Linked DNA regions of Homo sapiens: region 1 is linked to region 2. A link is a contact called in ENCODE POLR2A ChIA-PET data. All regions are on one chromosome and are shown on one strand. The core of a region is the stretch at or near the end of the contact, and the rest is flanking DNA. Distances in the headings are between cores, read along the strand shown.

Region 1 (6,255 bases), core at 139-2,638, 2.4 Mb before region 2:
GAATGGGAGACTGAAGGAGTGAGCTTGCTTGTACACAACCACCTCTCAGAACACACATGCATCTGTCTGCACCGGTCTGTCATTTTGAATTCTGGGGCAGGGAGGAGTGCCATTGATTTGCTTCATTCATTCGCCTGGTGGTGTGTGTCCCTCCCTTTTGACTATAGCTTACCTGGCATGCACCTTCTTCCTCACTGCCCCAAGGCCTGACCTGGAGTCCGGCCTGCCATAGGCGCCCCTGCATTCCTGCTGATGACCAGAGGGCTTCAGTGGTCTTGCCTGGAGAGAGTGACCAGTTGTGGTTGGGTCTCATTTGCATGTGCTTTGCATAATGCTTTGCATAACCTCCTACAAGCCACATTGAGCAGGGAAGGTGGGGTGCAGAGAGGACTGGCCCTGGGGCCCCCTGAGAGCTGACCCCTGCAGCAGATGTTCTGGGGTTTGGGGCTCCTTGGGGACCAGCTCCACCTGGTGCCAGTCTCCCCAGGCCAGGTTAGGGGTGCAGATCTGGACACAGTGAGGGTGAGGGTACAGGCTTCCCTCGCCAGACGCGGCTTCTCCCTTCCTCTCCCTGGGAAAGGGGAGGCCTCACTGCAAGCCCCAGGAACCTGCCCCAAGGCCCTCCGAAGTTCAGGCCCTGCCTCCCTGCACTGAAGAGGCTGGGGTTGGGGGGCAAGTGTCACCCACGCCTCAGAGTGAGCCCTAGATCTGAGGAGAGACAAGATGGGGAGGAGGGGAAGGGGGTCAGCTCAGAGGGCAGCCCTGCCCACTCTGCCATGTCCCAGCTTTCAGACGTGGCTGAGAGGACATGAGATGCCCCGCTCCCCGGAGCGGGTCACAGAACTCGGGGTAAGTTTCTGGTCTGCCTACCTGGCAGATGCCCCTAGAGAGTGGCCTCCCCAACAGCACCGACCACCCCAGGGCAGGTGGGGAGCAGCGTCCCCCACCCCATGACCCCGGCCAGCCTGGCCACCCTGCTGGGCCACATGGTGCCACAGGTCAGCAGGGGTCTTCAGGCCATGTGAGGAAGGTGTCTGGGCTGGTGGCCAGGCTGGGTGGGAGGGGTGGGGGCAGGTGGAGCTGGGTGGGTGATTGGGTGACCTCGACCCCTCAGCAGGCTGCACCAACCCTGGCTGGAGCTGCCACTGGCCTCAGCTTCCCTTCTCAGCAACTGTGACCTCAAGCAGCTGCTGCACCTGTTGGGTGTGGGTGAGCCCGGCTCTTCTTTCCCTTCCAGGGGAGGAGTCAGCCCAGGAGTCAACTACGAGGTCGGGGAGGGGATTAAGGAGCTGAGAACAGGAGACAGCAGAGGGGACAGGCTGTCTTCAAGCACAGCTGGCACCTGGGGAAAGCCGCCTCCTCCCTCCCACTGCCCCCACCCCCGCTTGTTACTGGAAATGAGGAGAGCCTCCCAGGTCCCAGCAGAGCTGCTGCTGGTAAGTCCCTTCCCCAGCGGCCCCTCCACCCCTCACAGGCCCAGCTGTGCCAGCCCAGCCTGGGCCCTACTCCCGGCTCCTGCTTTAGGTGGTCTCCTGTGGCCTGAGGCCCTGGGGGTGGGCAGGGGTAGGCACCCAGGCCCAGAGGCTCTGCGCCTGTCTCCAGGCTTCCCTGCTGCCTGGGCTCTGTGGTGGGAGGCGGGGTTGCAGGTGAGGGGAGTCCTCCGTAATCAACCCCGGTTTATAGGAATTGGGGCCCCAGTGCCCAGACTCATGGGCCTCCAGGGGAGCAGGTGGGAGGCTCTGCCCAGCCCACCTCCCTCTGAGTATGGATCTGAGGTCACACACACCTGGCTGGAAGTGACTTATCCTGTGAACCTCAGCGTCCTTACCTGTAAAAGGTAACAAAATTCTCTCTTCCTCCAAGTGGCTGAGAAAGGTAGAAAAACAGAGTAAGAGCAGCTGGTCCCAGCCCCGTGAGCACCGGCCGGGACCCCTCGGGTGGGATCCCATCGTACCATCTCTGCCCATGATCCAAGGAGACCATTTCAGAGAGGCTGAACAACATGCCGGGCTCAGGGCACGGGGCAGGCTTTAGTTTTGCCACAGCCAGCCGGCTGGTGAGCAGGGGCGGGGCAGCCGTGGGCCTGGAGAGTGGGGGCGACTTCTTCCTACCCCCTCCCAGAAGGAGAAAGCCCACATTTTTAGGTACCACAGCAGCCCTTTTGGGCAACAGGCTTCCCCTTTTTTTTTTTTTTTGGAGACAGAGTCTTGCCCTGTCGCCCAGGCTGGAGTGCAGTGGTGTGATCTCGGCTGACTGCAACCTCCGCCTCCCAGGTTCAAGCAATTCTCCTGCCTCAGTCTCCCGAGTAGATGGGATTACGCCCACCACCATGCCCGGCTAATTTTTGTATTTTTAGTAGAGACGACAGGGTTCCACCATGTTGGCCAGACTGGTCTGGAACTCCTGACCTCAGATGATCCACCCACCTTGGCCTCCCAAAGTGCTGGGATTACAGGTGTGAGCCACTGTACCCGACCCTCTTTTTTTAAAAAAACCTTTTAAGTTCAGGGGTCCACGTGCAGGTTTGTTATATAGGTAAGCCCGTGACATTGGGGTTTGTTGTACAGATTATTTCAGCACGCAGGTACTAAGTCTAGTACGCATTAGTTATTTTTCCTGATCCTCTTCCTCCTCCCAGCCTCCACCCTCTGATAGGATCCAGGGTCGGCTGGTCTATTCTATGCAGATTCTTAGAAATATCAACTGAGACCGGGTGCGGTGGCTCATTCCTGTAATCCCAGCACTTTGGGAGGCCGAGGTGGGCGGATCACCTGAGGTCAGGAGTTTGAGACCAGCCTGGCCAACATGGCAAAACCCCGTCTCTACTAAAAATAACAAAATTAGCTGGGCATGGTGGCACCTGTAATCCCAGCTACTCAGGAGGCTGAGGCAGGAGAATTGCTTGAACCTGGGAGGCGGAGGTTGCAGTGAGCCGAGATCGCACCACTGCACTCCAGCCTGGGTGACAGAGCAAGACTCCATCTCAAAAAAAAAAAAAAAAAAAAAAAGATAAATACCCCTGATGGAATGCAAGGGGAAAGTTCCGCCCTTAGCCCATCAATCCTGGCAGGTGCTCCACCCTCCCACCTGGGGACCCAGGTGGCAACCGGCAGAGCGAGCTCAGAAACTCCACGTCAAGGTAGCAAAGCAGCATCCGCCTGGGTCCCCTAAGGGAGTAGGGCTGCATAGACCGGGTGCACCCGCCCTGGGCTGTTACAGAAGGAGAAATAAACTTCTCCACAAGCCACAGCTGCTATTGTTGGCTACCGTGCTGCAGCTGCTGAGCTGGTATGTGTCTTTGTGTGACTGGCTGATTTCACTTAGTGTGATGTCTCCAAGGTTCATCCACATGATAGCATAGGTCAGAATTTCCTTCCTTTGTTAAGGCTGAATAATATTCCACAGTATGGATAGACCATAGTTTGTTTATCCATTCATGTATCCATGGACACTAGGGTTGCTTCTATCTTTTGGCTATTGCAAATGAATAATGCTGCTATGAACGCGGGTGAACATATCTCTTTGAGTTCTGCAGCTGCTGAGCCTACCTGAACTAGCGCCAGTTACAAGAAACAGAAACTCACCTCAAACCAGCCGAAGTCAAATGGAGCCTGAAATGCAAACTAAAACCACAAGACGACGCCACTCAATACCTATTAGGACGGCTACTATTTTTTTTAAAAAAAAAACAACAGAAAATAACAAGTGTTGGTGAAGATGTGGAGAAATTGGAATCCTGTGCACTCAATTTTTTTTTTTGAGGTGGAGTCTCACTGTCATCCAGGCTGGAGTGCAGTGGCACTATCTCGGCCCACCACAACCTCCACCTCCTGGATTCAAGCGATTCTCGTGCCTCAGCCTCCTGAGTAGCTGGGATTACAGGCATGCTTCACCATGGCCCGACTAATTTTTATATTTTTAGTAGAGACGGGGTTTCACCATGTTGGCCAGGCCGGTCTCAAACTCCTGACCTCAAGTGATCCACCCGCCATGGCCTCCCAAAGTGCTGGGATTACAGGTGTGAGCCACAGCGCTTGGCCCTGTGCACTCAATTTTGGTGGGAATGGAAAATGGTACAATTGCTGTGGAAAACAGTGTGGTGAGATGCTCCAAAAATTAAACATAGAATTAGCGTATAACCCAGCACTTCCACTCCTGTATCTATCCCCAAAAGAATTAAAAGCAGAGACTCAGAGATATGTTCACCCACGTTCATAGCAGCATTATTCATTTGCAATAGCCAGAAGATAGAAGCAACCCTAGTATCCATGGATGCATGAATGGATAAACAAACTATGGTCTATCCATACGGTGGAATATTATTCAGCCTTAAAAAGGAAGGAAATTCTGACCTATGCTATCACGTGGATGCACCTTGAAGACATCACACTAAATGAAATCAGCCAGTCACACAAAGACACATACCGTGTGATTCCACTCATGTGAGATTGTTAGATTTATAGAGACAGAAAATAGCATGGTGGTTGCCAGGGGTTGGGGTCCAGGGGAATGGGGAGCTAGTGTTAATTAATGGGGACAGTTTCAGTTTGGGAAGATTAGAATGTTCAGGAGCTGGAGAGCAACTGTGCAACAGTGGTAATTACTTAATGCCACTGAACTGTACACTTGAAAATGGTTAAAATGGTAAATTTTGTTATGTGTGTATATATACATATATCTTTACATAAATTATTTGTTTTACATATGGGAAAAAAAAGTTTAAAAAATACACTTTACCAAGGGAAAAAAAACAGGTTAGACAAATATGGGAAAATAATAATAATTGTGGAATCTGGGTGATGTTCTATGGGGATTCATTACACCCTTCTGCCTATTTTTATTTATTTTTACTTATTTATTTTTTTGAGATGGAGTCTCGCTCTGTCGCCCAGGCTGGAGTGCAGTGGCGCTATCTCGGCTCACTGCAAGCTCTGCCTCCTGGGTTCACGCCATTCTCCTGCCTCAGCCTCTCGAGTAGCTGGGACTACAGGCGCCCGCCACCAAACCCGGCTAATTTTTTTTGTATTTTTAGTAGAGATGGGGTTTCACCATGTTAGCCAGGATGGTCTCGATCTCCTGACCTCGTGATCTACCTGCCTCTGCCTCCCAAAGTGCTGGGATTACAGGCGTGAGCCACCGTGCCCGGCCCCTTCTGCCTATTTTTAAAAAAATATTTTCATGGTCCTGGTGCAGTGGCTTACGCCCATAATCCCAGCACTTTAGGAGGCCGAGGTGGGCAGATCACCTGAGTCCAGGAGTTTGAGACCAGCCTAGCCAACATGGCAAAACCCCGTATCTACTAAAAATACAAAAATTAGCTGGGCGTGGTGGCAGAAGCCTGTAGTCCCAGCTACTCGGGGGGGCTGAAGCAAGAGAATTGCTTAAACCCGAGAGGTGGAGGTTGCAGTGAGCTGAGATCACACCACTGCACTTCAGCCAGCCTGGGCGACAGAACAAGACTCGGTCTCAAAAAAAAATTTTTTTTTTCATAATAAAAACTAAAAACAAATAAGGGGAGGATGGAATGATCAGTCCTGCTTCTTCACTCCCTTGTAGTAGAATTATGCATTCACATCCTTGACTTGGGGCATAGCTATGGGACTTGCTTTGATCAGTGGGATGTCAGGGGATATGGAGTGAGTAGACTTGAACTGTGCTTGCACAATGAACTTGCTCTCTTTCACTGCTGAAGTCACCCTGGAAGGAACACGCCTCAGGTAGCTTGCTGGGCCGAGGTTGATAAGAAACATGTGAAGCAAACCTGGACCCAACTCACAGCCCAGACGCCAGCCAGCTAATCCAAGCCTGGATCTGGTGAACCCCCACAGACCCACAGAGATGTGAGCAAAACAAATGCTTATTGTAGAATGCCACCAGGATTGCGGGGCTGCTTGTTACACAGCCTGATTATGGCACTCACTAACTGATATAGGGAGTTTCTCAGGAAACCCAAGAGAAGCCACTAGTCAGTATTGTGACTGACAGTGGCACTCTGGTTAACCTATGCAGAAAAGGAATTCAGTGGGGGTAACCGTTAGCATAGAATGGGCTGCATAGGGTATCGAGGCTGGATACTCACTGCATGCTGTGACACAGTGCTGTCTGGCTCTACCACAACCCTTGGGAACAATCCTAAATTACTCTTTTTTTATTTTTTATTTTTTTTTGAGACAGAGTCTTGCTGTGTCGCCCAGGCTGGAGTGCAGTGACCTGATCTTGGCTCACTGCAACCTCCACCTCCCAGGTTCAAGCGAT
Region 2 (5,946 bases), core at 3,401-5,900:
ATTTCCTGGAAGACGACACCATGACAATTTCAAAGAAAATAGAACAAAATGAAGGAAAAAGAGGCTCTGTCTTAGCACATTCCTGTGACCAGCCTGCTGTCTGTGGTGTGCCCTCCTGGCCCGGCCTTGGCACATGTTCGTTTTTGTGGTTGTTGCCTGGACAGGCAACTCTGCAGGGCTGCTTCTCTACGCATCCCTTTGCCTGCCTGCCTGTGCCAGGGGTTGTCAAGGGCTTTTGGGTCAGAGTGGGCACCCCTTTCTCCAAGGCTCCCTGCAACAGCTGGCCTGTCCCTGGTGGGGCTGACAGCTTCCTTCTCACCCTGCCAGGCTGCCCAAGCGCCAGAGGTGACCTATGAGGCAGAAGAGGGCTCCTTGTGGACGTTGCTACTCACTAGCTTGGGTGGGTGTCTGGGGCTCACCAGGCCTCCTGCCCCGCTCACCTCCTATGAGCCAGGGCCCTGGGGGGCTGGGGGAGGGGCCAGGTGGAGATCTCCAGCGCTGGCTCCTAACAAGGGAGGGGGTGGCAGGGCCGTGGTCGGCTGGGCCGTGGTCAGCAGGTGTGTTTTTGTGCAGATGGGCACCTGCTGGAGCCAGATGCTGAGTACCTCCACTGGCTGCTGTGAGTACTGGAGTACTGGGGGTAGGGGGTGCTGCCCAGGCGGGAAGAGGAGCTGGGAGCCTGGACTGAGCTGCTCCTGAGTTTCATGGACTACCCATGGGACCTTGAATTCACCTGCCACCTCTGCCTCCTGAGGGTGTTAGGGGCCCTGGGATCCACGTGTCTACTTGAAGACAGCTACAGGAGACAAAGTTTGCAGTAGGCCTCGGTCAGTCCCCACAAGCCTCCTCATCTTTTCTTTTCTTTTTTTTTTTTTTTTTTGAGACAGGGTCTCACTCTGTCCCCCAGGCTGGAGTACAGTGGTGCAATCATGGCTAATTGCAGCCGCTAACTCCTGGGCTCAGGTGCTCTTCCCACCTCAGTCTCCTGAGTAGCTGGGACTACAGGTGCAAACCACTACACCCAGCTAATTTTTGTATTTTTTTATAGAGACAGGGTTTCACCATGTTGCCCAGGCTGGTCTCCTGAGCTCAAGCGATCTGCCCGCCTCCGCCTCCCAAAGTGCTAGGATTATAAGCGTGAGCCACCATGCCTGGGCCCTTCGTCTCTAAACTCATTTCTTCACCTGTAAAACTGGGATAATGGCACCACATGCCTTACTCAGCGTGAGGTGGACTGTGACAGTCACGTGGGAGAAGGAGCGGGAGAGGCCTAGCAGCTGTGGCGTCCCCCAGGTGCTCCTTGAACCACTGGGCGCTCCTTCCCTGGGCCCAGACTGGGCGGCCTTCCATCTTGGTAGCTTTTGGCTCTGAACACCAGGCCAGGGGGCAGAGGTCAGGCCAGTGACCCCAACTTTGAGCCTTCTGGTTAACTGGGGACAGTGACTGGGAGGCTGGTTTCCGTCATTTTTATTCAACTGTTACCAGCCTATGCGGCAGGACCCTCTGGGGATTTGTGCCTGAGGCGTTGGCCGCCCCTGTGCCAGGCTGGGCACACACTCCCTGACGAGGTCCTGGAGACTTCAGGACGCAGAGGGAAAAGCAGCCAAAAGTGGCCTGGCTTTCTAGCCTCAGTGACTGTGGCGGACCCACCGGCTCCCGGGGCCTGGAAGCGGCTGCATGGCCTTGCTGTCAAGCTGATGCTCTCTGGAGCCCTGTCCCCCACTCGGAGCTCCTCCAGCCCGCTTCCCGTATTTGCAGCATGTCCCGGCGTTCACAGAGCTTGGCTGCCTCCTCTGTCCCAGGAGAGAGATGCTTAGAGCTGTCCTCCCAGGGAGTCATGTCAGCCTCTAGGGTGTGCATGGAGCTGAGGGGACACTCCTGCTGCCTCCCTGGAGTGGTAATTAACCGGGACTTTCCTCCTCCCAGAACCAACATCCCGGGTAACCGGGTGGCTGAAGGACAGGTGACGTGTCCCTACCTCCCCCCCTTCCCTGCCCGAGGCTCCGGCATCCACCGTCTTGCCTTCCTGCTCTTCAAGCAGGACCAGCCGATTGACTTCTCTGAGGACGCACGCCCCTCACCCTGGTAATCTACACCACCCACACATAACCCGGCCTCAGGCCAGCTCCCCTGGAACGGTCACTCTTGCTCAGTTCTCTCTTGACCTCAGCCTTGAGACTGGCAGAAGAGCAGGATAGGGTGCTAGCAGACTCCCAGGGGCCTCTCAGGGTTACCTGTTGGGGTGGCGGGGTGAGGGGCTCTGGTGCCCCACTCCACACTCTCATACGCTCTCTATCTTCTCATAGCTATCAGCTGGCCCAGCGGACCTTCCGCACTTTTGATTTCTACAAGAAACACCAAGAAACCATGACTCCAGCCGGCTTGTCCTTCTTCCAGTGCCGCTGGGATGACTCCGTCACCTACATCTTCCACCAGCTTCTGGGTAAGGGCCATGGGGCTGGGGCACTGGGTGGGCCTGAGCTCCCAGGCCTCGCCTGCCCTGCCAGGGAGAAGCTTTGTTAGGGGAAGGCTGCGGCAGGTCCCTGGTGGGCAGGCCTCAGCCTGAGGGGGCGCAGGCCAGCAGACCACCCCGTACCCCTCACTCTTCTTGCAGACATGCGGGAGCCGGTGTTTGAGTTCGTGCGGCCGCCCCCTTACCACCCCAAGCAGAAGCGCTTCCCCCACCGGCAGCCCCTGCGCTACCTGGACCGGTACAGGGACAGTCATGAGCCCACCTATGGCATCTACTAAGGAGCCAGAGTGTGCGCATTTCAGAGCATGGGATTGATCGGCAGCAAGAGTAAAGACACAGCTCCAGAGGCCCACACTGTGGGGTCTGGGCCCTGCCTTAGGCAGCCCCCCTCTTTGGCCCCCTCCCGTCAGGCCCAGGGCTTGGAGTGAAAGTGACTCTCAGGTGGTGGGGTGGGGAATGTGAATAAACATGATTTCTTGCCGGGCTTGGTGGCTCACACCTGTAATTCCAACACTGGGAGGCTGAGAAGGGAGGGTCGCTTGAGCCCAGGAGTTCAAGACCAGCTGGCAATATAATGAGACCCTGCCTGTATTTTTTAAAAAAAGGGATTTCTGCCATAGCTGGCCTGGGTCGGTGCTCCAGGGCCAGAGGACCCCGATGGAGCTTCATGGGTGGGAAACGGGCTGCCTCCCACCCCACTAAGTGCGTCCTCACCTCCGTCTTCTGAGGGTGTCAGGGGCCCTGGGATCCGAAGCAAAAGCAGGCAGTGGGCCAAAAACAGGTGTGGCCCAGGGAAGGGAGACATCCCAATCCAGCAGGTTCCTGAAACCCAGCTCCCCGAAAAAGTGGAGCAGAGCAGCTGGGCTCAGGAAGGAGCATTTATTGAGCACTGGCTCTGTGCCTCAGGGGGGTCCCACCGGCCCCTGGAGAGAGAGTGCCTGCCCGAGCACTGACCCTCTGCACAGGCTCCAGCCCCCACCCCATGCTTGGGAGGAGAAGCCACATTAGGTAGGCAACAGCGTGTCTCAAGAGACCTGCTCAGGGTCAGAAAACCCATGGAGTCTTGCGGCTGGATGGTTAGGTGTTTTGTTTCTCCCTTACCAAAAGCAGAAGTCTGGCTAACTAGTAGGTGGAGGGTAGATCCGTGCACTTTGTCCAGAAAGAAACTTCGTCTATGGCCGCACAGAGGACGCAGTGCTTGCTGCAGCAGTGAGAGCTCGTGCCGCCTCAACATCAGCCCAGCTTGGTTAGAAAGGCCGTACTCTCCTGGGGTTCCCCCTGGCCTGATACACACTGTCAGGTAGGTGGGCGCTAGGCCCCAGACCCGCCTTGCCTGCTCAGCTTCAGGGGAAATGCTGGAGTGCCTGTAAATACTGAGGCTGCAGATCAGCTTGGACCCCAGGCAAGGAACTCTCCCCAGCGGAGGGCAGCAGGAAGAGGGGATGCTGATTGCAGATGAAAGCTGGTTTGTGTATTCATTCAGGGCCATTTGAAAAATACCAGTTAACTGGTCCCTGTCTCTTGGTGACCAGACATTTCCATCTCGCTGTTTACTTTAAAAGAACCAAAATTACGTGTAGCCCAGAGAAGGGAGACACCCCAGTCTGGCAAGTGTCCGAAACCCAGCTCCAGGAAAAAGTGCAGCAGTGCTCGGGTCTGCAGGGAGCCCGCCAGCCCGTTTCATCGCCAAGCCCCGGGGGATTGTTGGGGGTGGGGGTCTATGCTGTTAGGCGACTGGCAGATGAGTCCAGAAGAGGTTCCGCGCGGCCCGTGGTCAGAAGCCCGGAGTCCTGGCGGGGTTTTCGAGCCTCTGGTCTCCAGGACCTGGGCTGAAGGCCCAGGGGGGTGGGATGGACCCGCCAGGCTGGGACCCTAGAGAGCCGAACTCAGCTCTCAGCCGGGGTGGCGTGGACCCTAACGGAGGGAGGGGCGCAAGGCGGGAACGCGGAACCTTCGAGCGGGCCAGGCCGAGGTGGGCAGGGGTGGCCTAGGCCCCTGCGGCGGTCGCTCGTCGAGGGTGTCAGAGAAGGGCCTGCCGCCCCCCTCCGCCTTCCCGGGCGCGGATCTCGCCCCGCCCCGCCCGGATCTCGCCCCGCCCCGCGTTAGCCACGCCCAGGCGCCCTCAGCGCGCGAGGCCCGCGGTCCCTTTAAGACGCCCGGGGCCCGCCTGGCTCTCGCCGCCGCCGGGCCATGGCCGCGCAGCTGCTGGAGGAGAAGCTGACCTGCGCCATCTGCCTGGGGCTCTACCAGGACCCAGTGACGCTGCCCTGCGGCCACAACTTCTGCGGGGCCTGCATCCGGGACTGGTGGGACCGCTGCGGAAAGGCGTGCCCCGAGTGCCGGGAGCCCTTTCCCGACGGCGCCGAGCTGCGCCGCAACGTGGCCCTCAGCGGCGTGCTGGAGGTGGTGCGCGCCGGGCCCGCCCGGGATCCCGGCCCCGATCCCGGCCCCGGCCCCGACCCTGCCGCGCGCTGCCCCCGCCACGGGCGGCCGCTGGAGCTCTTCTGCCGGACCGAGGGCCGCTGTGTGTGCAGCGTGTGCACCGTGCGCGAGTGTCGCCTCCACGAGCGGGCGCTGCTGGATGCCGAGCGCCTCAAGCGCGAGGTGACGCATCCGCCGGGAGCGGGAGGGGTCCGGACCCGCCGCAGCCTGGCCACCGCCGGGTGACTCCTGCGGGCCGCGCCCTGCTCTCTCGGGCACCCGGCGGGGGCGGGGAGCCTCATCTGTAAGGGGCTTCTCCCAACCTGGGAGCTGATTATAAAAGTCGTGGGTCTGCCAGGCGCAGTGGCTCACGACTGTAATCCCAGCACTTTGGGAGGCCGAGGCGGGCGGATCACGAGGTCAGGAGATCGAGACCATCCTGGCTAACACGGTGAAACCCGGTCTCTACTAAAAATACAAAAAGTTAGCCGGGCGTGGTGGCGGGCGCCTGTAGTCCCATCTACTCGGGAGGCTGAGGCAGGAGAATGGCGTGAACCCGGGAAGTGGAGCTTGCAGTAAGCCGAGATCGTGCCACTGCACTCCAGTCTGGGCGACAGAGCGAGACTCCGTCTCAGAAAATAAACAAACAAAAAATCGTGGGTCTGTGCATCAGACTGGGATATGCAGCCCGGCCAGTGACACAGGGTGGGTCTCAGAAGCTGCTCGGTGCCCTCTGGATGAACAAAGCCTGGGCGTGAGGCAGCAGCTCCCTGCTCCGTGCCCAAGCGCTAGAGAACCGTCGTGTGTCTCCTGCGCTCCGAGAGCCTCCTTTCATTCGCTGTGCGGGGTTGTGGAGGGCGAGGGGGCTATGGGGGCTGTTGGTAAATGGATCAGACGAGCTCCCTGCCCTTAAGAGACTTAGAATCCACTTAAGAAGTCAGTGTTCCAGTAAGGCGTGAATGTATTATTACAAAATGCAGTGAGGAAAGCACATGGCATGTGATAGAGGGGTTGGGGTGACCCTGCTAAACGGGCCAGGAGGAGGAAGGGGA

Evidence for each region. ChIA-PET counts read pairs that join two places held with the same protein, here RNA polymerase II (POLR2A).
Region 1: POLR2A ChIA-PET joins it to region 2 with 14 read pairs in H1. The contact joins the promoter of LINC01993 here to the promoter of TRIM65 in region 2. POLR2A ChIA-PET finds 5 or more read pairs at or near these places in 2 of 52 experiments (H1 and Panc1).

What each region holds. Positions count from the first base shown.
Region 1 is chr17:78,273,625-78,279,879 of GRCh38, reverse strand. It overlaps LINC01993 (long intergenic non-protein coding RNA 1993), which reads left to right and starts at 1,388. Exons shown (of 7, transcript NR_073178.1): 1 at 1,388-1,436. RefSeq lists enhancers at 855-1,688, 1,689-2,522, 3,084-3,133, 3,364-3,633.
Region 2 is chr17:75,895,655-75,901,600 of GRCh38, reverse strand. It overlaps TRIM65 (tripartite motif containing 65), which reads left to right and starts at 4,650. Exons shown (of 6, transcript NM_173547.4): 1 at 4,650-5,077. The coding sequence starts at 4,664. MRPL38 (mitochondrial ribosomal protein L38) reads left to right here. Exons shown (of 9, transcript NM_032478.4): 5 at 328-400; 6 at 574-619; 7 at 1,927-2,085; 8 at 2,307-2,443; 9 at 2,615-2,957. The coding sequence ends at 2,751. RefSeq lists enhancers at 3,516-4,223, 4,224-4,933 and silencers at 4,301-4,780, 4,811-5,380.